3 separate regions of the Homo sapiens genome follow, and regions 2 and 3 are each linked to region 1. A link is a loop called in an ENCODE intact Hi-C map of the cell type or tissue named here. Cell type or tissue: heart right ventricle. All regions are shown on one strand.

Region 1 (5,000 bases):
TGCCGGGACTCCCACAGAGCTCGACAAGTGGGATCACAGTCATCACCAGCCACTGAGAAGAGTGTCCCCTACCCACAGAGTGCAAGTTTAGAATCCAGATTTCCTTTTTTTTTTTTGTTTTTTTTTTGTTTTTTTTTTGAGACAGAGTCTCACTCTGTCCCCCAGGCTGGAGTGCAATGGCACAATCTCAGCTCACTGCAACCTCTGCCTCCTGGGTTCAAGCAATTCTCGTGTCTCAGCCTCCTGAGAAGCTAGGATTACAGGCATGCACCACAACACCCGCTAATTTTTTTATGTTTAGTAGAGGCGAGATTTCACTATGTTGGCCAGGCTGGTCTTGAACTCCTGACCTCAAGTGATCGGCCCCCCCTTGGCATCCCAAAGTGCTGGGATTACAGGCATGATGAGCCACCGCGCCCCACCAGAATCCAAAATTTCAATAAAGGTCTCCACTAACAAGGAAGCAAAGTCACTTAATTCAGTTGATTTTTAAAAATCATGTTTTACAATATTATTTTGTTCAACTACTAGATGATGGGTAGCCAAATTTTACATACACACATACACACCCCACACTTTTTTTTTTTTCCCAGAGATTGGGTCTAGTTCTGTCACCCAGGCTGGAGTGTAGTGGCGTGATCATAGCTCACTGCAGTCTCAAACTCCTAGGTTCAAGTAACCCTCCTGGTCTTAGCCTCCAAAGTATAGCCACATGCCACCACATCTAACTAATTTCCTTTTTTTTTTTTTTTTTTTTTAATTTTTGAGACACAGTTTCACTGTATAGCCCAGGCTGGAGTGCAATGGCATGATCTTGGCTCACTGCAACCTCCACCTCCCGGGTTCAAGCAATTCTACTGCCTCAGCCTCCTGAGTAGCTGGGATTATAAGCGTGCTCCACCATGCCCAGCTAATTTTTTTGTCTTTTTAGTAGAGATGGGGTTTCACCATGTTGGCCAGGCTGGTCTTAAACTCCTGACCTCATGATCTACTTGCCTCAGCTTCCCAAAGTGCTGGGATTACAGGCATGAGCCACTGCACCTGGCACCTAAATAAATACTGAGATAACTTCTGCCTCCACGATGTTACTTAATCTCTCATCAACACTTATGTGTGGTTTTTCAGTATCATTTCACTTGTCCTTTGTGGAGGTTTTTGTTGCCATTTCTCAGTGCATTTGATTTCACGTAGGCAGAGTGCTGTGATTTTGATGGGTGGGAAGTCCTTTTGATTCATCTCATGTCTTGTTGGTGTCACAAAAGGGTAAAAAGGGTCAACTGACTGAAAATGGATGTGTTCAACATGGCATGAAAACGATGAGTTTAGGCACAATGATATAGTAAAGGTGCTAAATGCAGGCAGTATTTAAATGTTAATTTGTGTAAAAGATTTTTCTCCTTAAAAATATCAATTTCCTTTCTTTCTTTTTTCTTTTTTTTTTGACAGAGTCTTGCTCTTGTTGCCCAGGCTGCAGTGCAATGGTGCCACCTTGGCTCACTGCAACCTCCGCCTACCCAGTTCAAGCGATTCTCCTGCCTCAGCCTCCCAAGTAGCTGGGATTAAAGGTGCGCACCACCACGCCCGGCTAATTTTTGTATTTTTAGTAGAGATGGGGTTTCACCATGTTGGCCAGGCTGGTCTCAAACTCCTGACCTCAAGTGGTCCGCCCACCTCGGCCTCCCAGAGTGCTGGGATTACAGGTGTAAGCCACTGCGCCTGGCCTGTATAATGCTTTCATTAGGGTATCTCCCCACCTACTTTAAGATTAACAAATGGGAAAATAATCTTACCAGTCATGGGTTGTTGCCCCAGCTCTGATGCAGCTTTGGGCAGGTTCTCTGTGAGGTGGCTGGCATCCAGATGGGACAGAGCACTGGCTAGTTCACAGCTGGTAGAGACACAAGCATCTCCAGTGGTCAGCTTTCCCAGAGATTCCTGGCACAATGACAACCACAAGCCACTTGAAATAACTTTCAGGCTTTCTGCACCGTAAGATGAGATCATATATAGAGAGCAGAGCTAGTTCAGGAAAAGGCAAAGGGGCCCTGGACTAGGAGCCAGCAGATCCAGATTGTGGGTTTAAGGTCTGCTAGGAATTAAATGGTCATATCATTCTTCCCCAAGCCTCCATTTTTTTCAACTCTAAAATGGGCATAAAACATTCCCAGTCTTACTCATAGAGCTTAAAAGAAGACGATTAAATGAGAACAGTTATAAAAACAGCACATATAAGGCTAGACAGATGTAAGGTATTGTTATTATATTGCATAGAGATATCCAAGACTATAACACTAACTCCTTAGTTTGGTAGTGAGGGAATGAACGAATCTGGATAAACAAAATTGACATTTCATATTTCAAGACTTCACTTTGGCTAAGTGTCCATTACTTTCTCTTCTTCTACCTAACATTCAATGCAATGAAATTCTAAAACTAACAGTTAAATCAGCTTCATGTGAAATTTATCCATTGTGAGTGATAAAGTGGCCCAAAGGTGGCAGCAGAGCACAGAGGTGAAAGGGATAATATGTCTTTCAGCAGCTTTGGTAAGAAATCTTTTCATAAAATGTCAGTTACCAGCTGAGGGAAACCTAGATAGAGTTTAACTCAGTTAATTTTCTATTTATTAGTAACACAAATGTAACATAAAAACAGTAGAGGAGTTTCAGAACTAGACAGAGGTGGTGGGTCATATTGCATTCTGAATGTACTAAGTGCCATTGACTTGTACATTTCAAAATGGTTAATTTCATGTTATATGAATTTCACTTCAATTTAAATCAAGTAGTAAATAAAAACAGAATTTAACTCACGTACCAAAAGAGGAAGGTTTTTTCTTCCAATATTTGAGGACATATACTTTATAGCAATCCATTCTATTTTCTTTCTCAGATATAAATAAAATCAAATTTTGTAACTAAAATTTTTATGAGAAAAATTAGTCTTGTACAAGTTTCAAATGCTGCTCAAAAGTTCATTCTGAGAGTATTAACTTAGAATTACAAAACTCTTATTTTAATAGATATAAATTATTATGAATAAAAACCCTAATTTGCCTTTATACAGTTATCCAAAACTTGTGATTTGTTTTTTTTTTTTTTTTTTTTTCTTGAGACCGAGTCTTGCTCTGTCACCCAGGCTGGAGTACAGTGGCACGATCTCAGCTCACTGCAACCACCACCTCCCGAGTTCAAGAGATTCTCCTGCCTCAGACTCCCGAGTAGCTGGGATTACAGGTGCACACCACCACACCTGACTGATTTTTGTATTTTCAGTAGAGACGGGGTTTTGCCATGTTGGCCAGGCTGGTCTCTAATTCCTGACCTCAGGTGATCCACCTGCCTCAGCATCCCAAAGTGCTGGGATTACAGGCGTGAGCCACTGTGCCCGGCCGATGCTTTTTAAAAGAAGAAATTTACCCAATGGCCAAACATTATATTTTAAAACACAGGTAGTGGTTGGAGGTAAAATATGATATTTGAGGAGAAGGAAAAAAGATGTGCATTTCTATTAAAACAAAAATAAGGTTAAAAAAACGACTTTTGCCTGGTATAGTTTTTATGACTTAGCATTTTCCAGGTCTATTGACATATATGTTTATATAAACCACTTGAACACACATCTATAATAATATGGCTTTATAAGTCATCTCAGATTCTTTGTTCAGCGAGAGAGAGAGAGAAGTTATTTATGTTAAGGAGATTATAAACAACATTGATTTCTCGTACTGTCTCCTTGATAAAGTAGAGGTATATTGAACATTTTTAAAAATGAACAATTTGATATTCTAACATACTCGTAACCAAGTAGTAACATAACCAATATTAACTTGCATTTAATGTGGTACATTATCAATTTCTAAGTGAATGCATTCCTGTTATTCCATATGATACCACAGCAAGGTTATGAGTGGCTATAATTATATATAACCAATGTAGAAATTTGGAAAAATATAAGGATCACTCATAACCTTATCAGCTGGAGGGAATCACTGTTAACATATATTTGATGGTCCCTCCAGCTCTGTGAGATGACCAAGGCAGAGAGCACCAGCCCAGAGAACTAAGCTCAGAAATGTTTAATAACTTGCCCAAGTTGTAACTCGACCAGTGCCAACTAGTCAGCAGTGGAGCTCATGCCAGGCCCATGGTTTTACTTTCCCTGTGCCACACTGCCTTTCCATCATTAGCCACAGGTGCTGTGTACAGGTAAGACAGAGATTCTATAGTATCTTCTGGCCAAATGATCTCATGACTAACCTGCTGATACATTAATAAGCTCCCTAGGCTGGGTGCGGTGGCTCACGCTTGTAATCCCAGCACTTCAGGAGGCCGAGGCAGGTGGATCACCTGAGGCCAGGAGTTCGAGACCAGCCTGACCAATATGGTGAAACCCTGTCTCTACTAAAAAATACAAAAATTAGCCAGGCGTGGTGGTGTGCGCCTGTAGTCCCAGCTCCTCGGGAGGCTGAGACAGGACAATCGCTTGAACCTGGGAGGCGGAGGTTGCAGTGAGCTGAGATTGCGCCACTGCACTCCCGCCTGGGTGACAGAGCGAAACTCCATCTCCAAGAAAAAAAAAAAAAAGGCTTCCAAGCAGTCCAGGTATTTAAGTGACTGACTCTGTTGAAAGATAATTCTCCAGCCATCATCCTTTCCCACTGGCAGCTTACCCATGCTTTACAACAGACTCCATCTTCACTCACACATATTCATGCACTTCCATTCCAAGTAACTAAGAGAAAGTCAGTTACCTTCTCCACAGCTCCACCTGGCTGAAAGCCAGCGACAGTCACTTTGACAGAAGTGGCCTGGACTCTCGAGTCCAGATCGCATGGATCATTGGCTCTGCCAGTCAGGTTCACTGTCTGTGAGCCACTGGGCTTGGCCTCAGCCTCGGATCTCTTGCAGTGGGGGCTTACCCTGGCCACTGGTCTGTGCCTGGAGCCCAGGCCTTCACTTTTCTGCTGGGGGGAACTGGGGCTCCCAGTGTTCGTCGGA
Region 2 (5,000 bases), 500 kb after region 1:
AAAACCCAAACTAAATATTAAAAAATGTTGATCTTAAATTAATTCAAGTTGACAAAGACAGGTGTAAGCCCAAATACTGCTTGATAGTACACGAAACATACAAGTAGAAGGTTTTGTTTGTTTGTTTGTTTGTTTACTGGGCAAAATGGTTTTATCTGCAAACTAGTTAGAATGAAGCTCACAAAAATGGAAAAATAGGGACCTCTGAAGGGGATAAAGAAGGAGAAAAGAGGAAGATAACGGGGGTCTGTTTTTTACCTGTACCTCTTCATCACAGTAGCAGGTGAACACCCTGCATATATTGGTCATTGGCCAGCAAGAGCAAGAGTGACCCTCCATACCCAGGAGATTTGAATGGGTTGCTCCTGAAGTGGCCTTCAGAGTGAGGATGATAAACACTGTCCTTCTCTTTTCTGTGAATGTAGGCAGTGTATGCCCATCTAACTTCAATGGAAAATCAGCCAGAAAAAGCGCTTGGATTTTCAATAGTGCTGCCCTGCCTTTTCTGGAATGTCATATATAAGGGGCTATGGTAAGGGGACATCAGTATTATCTAGGTAGAATGAGAAAAAAGAGAATTGAATTATTCAAAGTAATTGAATCATTTTAGAATATTCAACTATTAATAATAATTGAGTATTCAATTATTTCTGTTATAAAAATGCTTTAGCAACTGTTAATAGTGCTGATAGTAGTAAAGAGAGTCTTTCCAGGACCTATGTAAGGCTTTTCTCCAGTTTGAGGAAGCCTTCATGAAAACATTACCTCCAAGAACCTCCTTAAAGTTATGTATTAATTAAAATTTAATAATTTTAATTAATAAATTTAGTAATTAACAATAAGTATAACAATAATTATTTAAAATAATTTAATTAAATATTTAATAATTAAAATTATTAAAGTATTTTAATAAATAGCAGTCATTAAATTGCTAGCTTAAGTCTTGGCAGTATGTGTTATATAGTTTTCATTGTAGAGGTTTTACATGTCTTTTGTTAAAGTTTTTCCTAAGTATTTCGTAAATTTTAATGCTTTTAAAAATGGTAATGCCGGCTGGGCGTGGTGGCTTACACCTGTAATCCCAGCACTTTTGGGAGGCTGAAGCGGGTGGATCACAAGCTCAGGAGATCGAGACCATCCTGGCTAACACGGTGAAACCCCATCTCTACTAAAAAATACAAAAAAATTAGCCAGGCGTGGTGGTGGGCGCCTGTAGTCCCAGCTACTCCGGAGGTTGAGGCAGGAGAATGGCGTGAACCCGGGAGGCGGAGCTTGCAGTGAGCCGAGATCGAGCCATTGCACTCCAGCCTGGGCGACATAACGAAACTCCGTCTCAAAAAAAAAAAAAAAAAAAAAAAAAAAAAAAGGTAATGCCTACCTGGCCCTTTGGAAAATTAAAAAAAGAAAAGAAAAAAATGGTAATGGTTTTATTTATTCCTTTCCAATATGTATGACTTTATTTTTCTTACCTTTTTACACTGGTAAGACCTCCAGTATAATATTGAATAACGGTGGGGAAAGTGAACATTCTTGCTTTGTTCACAGCCATAAGGGAAAGGTAGTCAATATTTCACCATTAAGTATGCTATTATCTTTAGGTTTTTTCCTAGATGACTTTTATCAAGAAGTTCCCTTCTGGTCTTAGTTTACTAAGAGATTTTCATTTTTAAATCATGATGGCTATTATTGAATTTTGTCACAGGCATTTTGTTGCATTTATTGAGATGATCATATGATTTTTCTCCTTTATTCTGTTAGTGTGACAAATAGCAACAATTGATTTTCAAGTGTTAAAGCAACTTTGCATCCCTAAAGTAAACCCCACTTAGTCACAATGTATTATCCTTCCTTTTCATGTATTGCTCCTTTCAACACTCTATTTTCCCTTCCCTTCCCCTCCCTCCCTCCCTCCCTCCCTGCCTCCCTCCCACCTTTCTTTCTTTCTTTCTTTCTTTCTTTCTTTCTTTCTTTCTTTCTTTCTTTCTTTCTTTCTTCCTTCCTTCCTCCCTTCCTTTTCTTTCTTTCTTTTCTTTCTTTCCTTCTTTCTCTCTTTCTCTCTCTCTCTTCCTTTCTCCTTCCTTCCTTTCTTCCTTTCTTTCTCTCTCCTTCTTCTCTTTCTCCTCCTCCTTCTCCTTCTCCTCCTTCTCCTTCTCCTTCTCCTTCTCCTTCTCCTTCTCCTTCTTCTTCTTCTTCTTCCTCTCTCTCTCTCTGTTTTCAGACAGGGTCTCACTCTGTTGCCCAGGCTGGAGTGCAGTAGCGTGATCATGGCTCACTGCAGCCTTGACCTCCTGGGCTCAAGCAATCCTCCCACTTCAGCTTCCCAAACTGCTGGGATTACAGGTGTGAGCCACTGGGCCTGGCCCAGAAACTATTTTCTAAAGGAGTCTGTGGCCGGGAGCGTGGCTTACGCCTGTAAGGAGACTGAGGCAGGAGAATTGCTTGAACCTGGGAAGCGGAGGTTGCAGTGAGCCAAGATTGCGCCACTGCATTCCAGCCTGGGTGACAGAAGGAGACTCTGTCTCAAAAAAAAAAAAAAAAAAAAAAAAAAGGAGTTTGTGTAAGATTAGTATTATTTCTTCCTTAAATGTTTGGGAGAATTCCCAAGGGAAACCATCTGGGTCTTCAGTTTTCTTTGAGGGATGGCTTTCAATTCTCAATTCAACTTTTAAAATTAATATATTCAGATTTTCAATTTTTTTTTTTGCATCAGTTTGGTAAATTGTGTTTTTCAAGAAACTCCTTTCGTCTGATTTGTCACGTTTATCAGCATAAAGTTACTGCCGCAGGCTTTGTGGTGATCTCCCCTCCTTCTGTTTGAGCTTGGGAATGTATGCTTTCCCTCTTTTCTGGAGCATTCTCAAAGTCTCCCATGGCAGTGTCCTTTTTCCTAGGCAGGGCAAAAAGGATGATCTTCTTTCAGTTATGGAGAGGCCAGCACCCTCTTCCCCTTTCTTCTATTTGTCATCATCCACAAACCCCTGCACGCTCATAGATAAGACAGACACTATCTGGGAGATCCCTCATTTTCCCCATAATAGGTTCCCTAAAATGTTTTTTGGACACGAGAATGTATAGACTTTGGGGGATGTGGACAAAACAGACAAATACCAACTTATAATTACTATTACTATGATTATACATATGTGCTTTAAATCAAATTATAGTGTTACTATATAAAAACACACACATATTTATACTCTATATAAACACAGCATGTACCATTTTAGCCATTTTTAAGTGTACAATTCAGTGGCATTAAGTACATTCACAATGCCATGCAACCATCGCCACTCCCCATTTCTGGAACTTGTTTTTTTTTCTTTGAGACAGAGTCTTGCTTTGTCACCCAGGCTGGAGTGCAGTGGTGTGATCTCTGCTCACTGCAGCCTCTGCCTCCCGGGTTCAAGTGATTCTCCTGTCTCAGCCTCCGGAATAGCTGTGATTACAGTCGTGTGCCACCACACCTGGCTAATTTTTGTGTTTTCAGTAGAGACGGGGTTATACCATGTTGGCCAGGCTGATCTCGAACTCCTGACCTCAGGTGATCCACCCATCTCTGCCTTCCAAAGTGCCAGGATTACAGGCATGGGCCACTGTGCCTGGCAGATTTCTGGAATTTTTAAATCATTCCAAACAGAAATTCTATACTCATTAAACAATAACTTCCCATTGCTCACTCCCCACAGCCCCCCGCTAGGCTTTATCTACTTTCTGACTCTATCAATTTGCCTACTATAGGTACCTCATTAGTGTTTTCATGCTGCTAATAAAGACATACCCGAGACTGGGTAATTTATAAAGGAAAGAGGTTTAATCGGCTTGCAGTTCCACATGGCTGGGGAGGCCTCACAATCATGCGGAAGGCAAAGGAGGAGCAAAGATATGTCTGCAAAGACACGGCAGCAGGTGAGAGAGAGTGTGCTTGGGAACTCCCATTTATAAAACCATCAGATTTCATAAGACTTACTCATTATCATGAGAACAGCAGTAAAAACCCACCCCCATGATTCCATTACGTCCCATTGGGTCCCTCCCATGATACGTGGGAATTATGGGAGCTACAATTCAAGATCAGATTTGGGTGGGGACACAGCCAAACCATATCATATACCTATTATAGGTACCTCATATTATAGGTACTTCATACAATATTTGTCCTTTTGTGTTTGGCTTATTTCACTTAGCATATGCTTTTACAGTTCATCCATGTTGTAGCCTATCAGAATTTAATTCCTTCTTGTGGCTGAATAATATCCCATCATATATATATATATATATATATATATATACACACACACACACACCACATTTTATTCATTCATTCATCTGTGATGGACACTTGGTTTGTTTCCACATTCTGAATATTGTGAATAATGCTTCAATTCTTTCGGGTATATATGTAAGAGTAGAATTGCTGGACCATATGGTAATTCCATGTTTAACTTTTTGAGAAGCTGCCAGACTTTTTTGCACAGAAGCTGTACCATTTTACATTCCCATCAGTAATTCATGAAAGTTCCAGTTTCTTCATATTCTTGCCAACACTCCTCATTTTCTGCTTTTTTGATAATAGCCATCCTAATGTGTTTGAAGTTATATCTCATTGTAGTTTTGACTTGCATTTCCCTAATGATTTATGAGGCTGAGCATATTTTCATGTATTTATTGGCCAGTTATATAGAGACGTCTATTCAAGACATTTGCCCATTTTTGAATTGTTTCTTTTTTGTTGTTGAGTTGTAGGAGCTATTTATATATTCTTTTATTTATTTATTTATTTATTTTTGAGACGGAGTCTTGCTCTGTCGCCCAGCCTGGAGTGCAGTGGTGCGATCTCGGCTCACTGCAACCTCTGCCTCCCGGGTTCATGCCATTCTCCTGCCTCAGCCTCCTGAGTACCTGGGACTACAGGCACCCGCCACCACGCCCAGCTAACTTTTTTGTATTTTTAGTAGAGACGGGGTTTCACCATGTTAGCCAGGATGGTCTCGATCTCCTGA
Region 3 (5,000 bases), 220 kb after region 1:
CATGGGGTCTAAAACACACGGGATGCTACATGAGAAATCAGCAAAATAAATTCTCATAATAACAGTGAGAGGAGACCCCACAATGATGGATGTGCAACTGGCCTCAAGAGCGGCAAGCGGAGGAGGACAGAGTTCTCATGAGGGAGGGACCCAGTGGGCAGTATGTACTTGCTAACTAGAAATAAGTGCAAAGAGTTGAAAATGGTTGTCTCTGGGGCACAGAAGTGGAAGTTGAGGCTGAGTGTGGTGACTCACGCCTATGATCCCAGCACTTTGGGAGGCTGAGGCAGGAGGTTTGCTGAGGCAGCCCAAGAGTTTGAGACCAGCCAGGGCAACATAACAAGACCACGCCTCTAGAAAAGACAAAGAACTGGAAGTTGGTAAGAGGTAAGGTGAGTGAGTACTGTCCCTAGTTATAAGCCTTGTAGACATATTTGACTTTTTAAAGTTATATATATATATATATATATATATATAGTTTTGATAAGGAGGGAAGCTCACGCTATAAGTCTGATTCCGGAATGAAAATCCAGTAAAATCAGGAAGCACCCACCCTCTGGAGGGCAGAGCAACAAGCACTTGGCCAAACCTCTGGGAAACAGAAGACGATGAAGAAGGCAAAAGGGGAGAGCAGGTAAGCGACCTTGATGTCCCAGGAAACAGTGCAATGGACTCACCATTCTCTTCAACGACACCATCCCTAAGTGTGACAGAGATTAGCAGGAACAGAGGCTCAAGGGAAGCGCTACTACGTGCCAGGTGCGCCGCTGGGAAATTTAGGGACGTGAGGAGGCAGAAAGGCAGTTTGGTGACTTTGCTGCTCTTAGACCATCTTTCCTTCACTCTAGATAAGAGGGAGGCTGGCAATTACACCCAGCAATGCAGGCTCAGAGAGGGTGAGGGCCCAGATAAGCCTTAAATTCACTTCGATTCCGAACCCCATCACTTTCCCTTTCTTGTTTCTTTTGTTTGTGGCCCGCTCTGAGAACTCTTTTTCTTCCTTAAGACCTGACACAGGCCTCTTTCCCCAGAGGCCATCCTGTCTGTGAGTCCTGCAGCTGCACCCAGGGGCCTTGGGTTTGACTGAAGATCCTGGATTAACTGTGGGTGGGTCCCGTATCCTCTCAACTCCATTAACATCTCAGCAAAAGGAGCCACGGAGGCCTACAGGTTAGCATTCAATGGCCAGATTAGCAGCTGGGGACGAGATGAGGCCCTTGCAATTCACCTGCAAAGTTGAATTGAGAGTTACAAAACAGTGTAAGAGTGCAAACTCTGAAAATATTATTTTGTATGTATTTAAAGATATGTCTATATTATTTAGAGTTTATTATATCCCCTTATGATACCAAACTCAGCCTGGCCTATTTCTATGAAAAGCATTTGTTTACTGTTTACATTCACAGTCTTTTTCTCCCAGACATGGTTCCCAGGATGACAGCTGTAGTTACCGCCTTCTTTCCCTCCATCTCATGAGACAAGACTGACTTCATTTCACTTCTGGTGTTTATCAACTACCTAGTAGAGAGGAGCTACAGGACAGAAAATGCCATTCTCTTTCCAAACATCCTGCATCTTTAAATATCTTTGATTTGTGGATCCTATGATCAAAACATTTTGGGAATCAGTGGTGGGGCTGTTGTCCAAGCAGGCTGTTTAGTAATTTGGGGGCAAAGATCTGTCTCCAAATGCCATCACGACTTCTTGTGAAATCATCCACAGTTCCCGCGGGTAGAGAAAGCAGCTTTGCTCCGTCTCAGTCATTCTGCTGCTAGCGAGGGATGGGGGACAGTATGACAGATTTCCCGGGCTGCTGCCATGCCCCCCGCCCCTACCGGGGCTTCAACGGCACAGGCCCCAAGGTTCTGAAACCGCCGTGGCTCCGGAACCCCCTATTACCTGTCCCCTCTGGGCACCCCTTCCCTGCCCGTCACACACAGCCGGGGCGCCTCCTTCCGTCCAGCCATTGACAAACCAGCTCCAAGTCACTTACTCCTCCCGAGGAACACAAACCGTCTCTCAACACGCAAATCCCCCACTTTAAAAACAACACACCCCAGTGATCCGGGAGACGAGAAGGGCAGACGCTTAGGTGGCCGCTCCGCGCCTCCGAGGCTGTGGCTAAATCTCCACATTTGTGGATTCAGCCCCAGTCTGCACCCGACCTGGATCAGATCAGAAAACCTGAGGCTTTCGCCTGAGAAGCCGATTTCCTACCTCCAGTTCTGAAGTCACCTTCGGAGGGTTCCTCTCCGGAGCTCCTGGGAGTCTCCGCCGGCAGCAGCTGGGCGCCGGGTAATCCGCTCGCCAGGCCGGTCTCCGCGCCCCCGGGGCAGCTCATTAGCCTAATCACCTGCAGGCGGCCCGGGGGCCTGGGGCGGCTGCCAGCTGCCCTCCTGGAACGCGGCTCCTGCAGGACTTCCCGAAGGCTGCTCTCCGCCGGCTCCAGGTCTGTGGGAGGACCCCCCCCTCCTCCCTCCGCGCCGCGGTGGAGGAGGTTAGGAAAAGCCTGTAATGCAATCCTAAACTCGGCTCGCCACTCCCCTGCTCACTTGTCAAAACCCCACGGCATTCCAAGATCCCCTCCCCGGTCACTCCCCTCGCCGGGAAAAGGAAACCGCCCTGGGGAGGATTTCAGGGAGTTTGGGGCTTCTCATCCAGACACCTTTGTTTACACCGAGGGCTCAGGAGCTTCCTGGGGCAAACCTGGAGCAGGTTAGAGGAAAAAGCGCCCTACCCTAGACCCTCGTTTGCACCAAAAGTTCTCCCTCCGAGCCATTGCAAGAAGCTCCACCTTCCCACATCAATTCACTTCATGACCACTCCGTTTCATAATCCGCGGCAGCCTGAGTTCTTACAGGGGTGGAGCCCCCAGCTAAAATCACAACCATCGTATGGGGCAGGATGTCAGGGAACTTTCCAGAAATCCCCGGTCAGAGCCTTTCGGCTGGAGTAACCAAAGTTAACACCGCTGAATTACAATCGCCGGTGACTGCACGACTGAAGCATTTCCTTTATACCTTCTCCCGCTCCCCTACCCCTCCCACCTTCTGTGGGGTTCAGTCAACAAGCCCTCCCCCAGGAGGCCTGAGTGGGCCTGGGCCCTGCAGCCATCGCTCCAGCTGCAAACTGATGAGGAAGCCCGACCCACGAGGCCGAATTGTTTACATCACACCCACTGAGGCTTCCTGTCTTAAATTAATGGGAACACAAATAAGACAGGAAAAGAGTGTTTGCTTTTCTTAAAGCAGGGGAGGGGGGCTGGCAGCGGGAGGGGGAGTCACCCCACATTTCATTGCTTTTCAAAACTTCAGCTGTATTCTCTTCCATTTTTCCACTCCTGACACTTGTTGAAAAGTAAAAGCGTCACTGGTGCCAAACCTCAAGCCTTTATGGAACGTCTGCTCAAAACACATTTCACCTGGCTTCAAAAGGCACCCAGGGTGGAGCTCCCAGGGACCTGAGCTAGAGGAATGGAGAGCTCCTGAGGTTGATGGCACCAATCTCAGTGCAAACAAACTCACTCAAGCCCTGGGCCTCCCTCCCGGGACTTGCACAGGCAGGCACACACTCCACTCCTTGGGGTTCAGGTTAAGTCACACCCCAGTCCCACTCCACCCCTCTGGCTCTAAGCTCTGGTTGTGGGCATCCAGCAGCCCCTAAAAGTAAATGAGCTTTGCAACGGACAGATCTGGTGGAATTCGAAGCAATTAATTATAATGGAGGAGGCAAAAGAAAGCTTCAATTCCAGTACCATTACTGCCACCGGAATGGGTAATTAAAGCCCAGGAGGGGCCAACCCATGTCAAGCCTGGGCTGGAAATCTGCCCACTCTCAGAAGCAGCCCCAGAGCACATAGTAAATAATTATCATCATTACCAGTCCTGGAATTACCCCTAGTTGCTTCATTCAGGTGGGCACAACAGCCAACCCAGAAACAGGCAAGGAGTGTCAGGTCATGGTATTCCTCCTTCGGAAGAACCAAAAGGAAACAGAACCCCAGGATAAGATTTATTTCAAGAAGTTTTGGGTACTGCAACCAACAATACCTCATGGAGTTTAGGAGAACACTACATGTGCCCAGTGAGAACAAGCTTTGTAGACCAGTCCTCCAAACATCGCAATTCCTGGGTCAAAGCAAATTAGGCTGATGATTTCAGAAAAAACCAAGGGTATTAGAATTCTCTAACACAAAGTGTCTGGCTTACACATATTATAAGGGTCTCAGTGAATGCTGGCTCCACCCCCTTCCCTTTTCCCACTCTTCTGCCAGGAAGTGGTAGTCTTTCATTAGCATCCTATAAGTTTTATGGGAATTAAGTTCAAATTGAATAATTTTCTAATAATAATTTGAGAAGTGCTCCTTTGCTTCCTTTCTGAGTGTTTTTTCCACAACAGTTTCCCAATGTTTTAGCTTCTTTCTCCACTCCTTCAATCCAGGTACATAATTGATGATGTGTACATCAATGCTGTTTAAAGTAAATGTATGGGCCAGGCGCAGTGGCTCACGCCTGTAATCCCAACACTTTGGGAGGTCGAGGTGGGTGGATCACTTTTGGTCAGGAGTTCGAGACCAGCCTGACCAACATGGTGAAACCCCATCTCTGCTAAAAATACAAAAATTAGCTGAGTGTGGTGGTGGGCACCTGTAATCCCAGCTACTTGGGAGGCTGAGGCAGGAGAATTGCTTAAACCCGGAAGGCAGAGGTTGCAGTGAGCCGAGATCCCATCACTGCACTCCAGCCTGGGCTACAGAGTGAGACTCCAACTCAAAAACATAAAATAAATACATAATAAAGTCCAGGCACGTGGTGGCTCATGCCTGTAATCCTAGCACTTTGGGAGGCCAAGGTAGTTGGATCACTTGAGGTCAGAAGTTTGAGAGCAGCCTGGCCAACATGGTGAAACCCCATCTCTATTAAAAATACAAAAATCAGCCAGGCGTGATGGCACGCGCCTGTGGTCCCAGCTACTCTACTTGGGAGGCTGAGGAAAGAGAA

What was found. Hi-C counts contacts between places; a loop is a spot of excess contacts. Peaks named below come from ENCODE experiments on the same cell type or tissue, not always from the same donor. Only the 100,000 strongest peaks of a DNase experiment are listed, where the experiment ranks them.
Region 2: it touches region 1 in a loop (5-fold over the local background); 52 of 110 quality-filtered maps call a loop at or near these places.
Region 3: it touches region 1 in a loop (2.9-fold over the local background); 12 of 110 quality-filtered maps call a loop at or near these places.

What each region holds. Positions count from the first base shown.
Region 1 is chr5:32,074,397-32,079,396 of GRCh38, reverse strand. It overlaps PDZD2 (PDZ domain containing 2), which reads right to left. Exons shown (of 25, transcript NM_178140.4): 18 at 4,754-5,000; 19 at 1,791-1,935. Among named protein-coding and RNA genes, the nearest start is that of GOLPH3, 97 kb to the left of the region's middle. In heart right ventricle, a CTCF peak has its summit at 2,484 (motif pointing right); DNase peaks (open chromatin) are centred at 1,856 and 2,496; H3K27ac peaks cover 1,527 bases.
Region 2 is chr5:31,575,616-31,580,615 of GRCh38, reverse strand. No RefSeq gene overlaps it. Among named protein-coding and RNA genes, the nearest start is that of C5orf22, 46 kb to the right of the region's middle. In heart right ventricle, no CTCF peak of the experiment used is centred here; no DNase peak of the experiment used is centred here.
Region 3 is chr5:31,852,386-31,857,385 of GRCh38, reverse strand. The region is part of intron 2 of PDZD2 (PDZ domain containing 2); the gene reads right to left. LOC124900953 (a long non-coding RNA gene) reads right to left here and starts at 2,530. Exons shown (of 2, transcript XR_007058717.1): 1 at 2,218-2,530; 2 at 1-1,228. RefSeq lists enhancers at 2,710-3,382, 3,383-4,056. In heart right ventricle, a CTCF peak has its summit at 1,945 (motif pointing left); DNase peaks (open chromatin) are centred at 2,115, 2,655, 2,875 and 3,125; H3K4me3 peaks cover 2,920 bases; H3K27ac peaks cover 3,754 bases.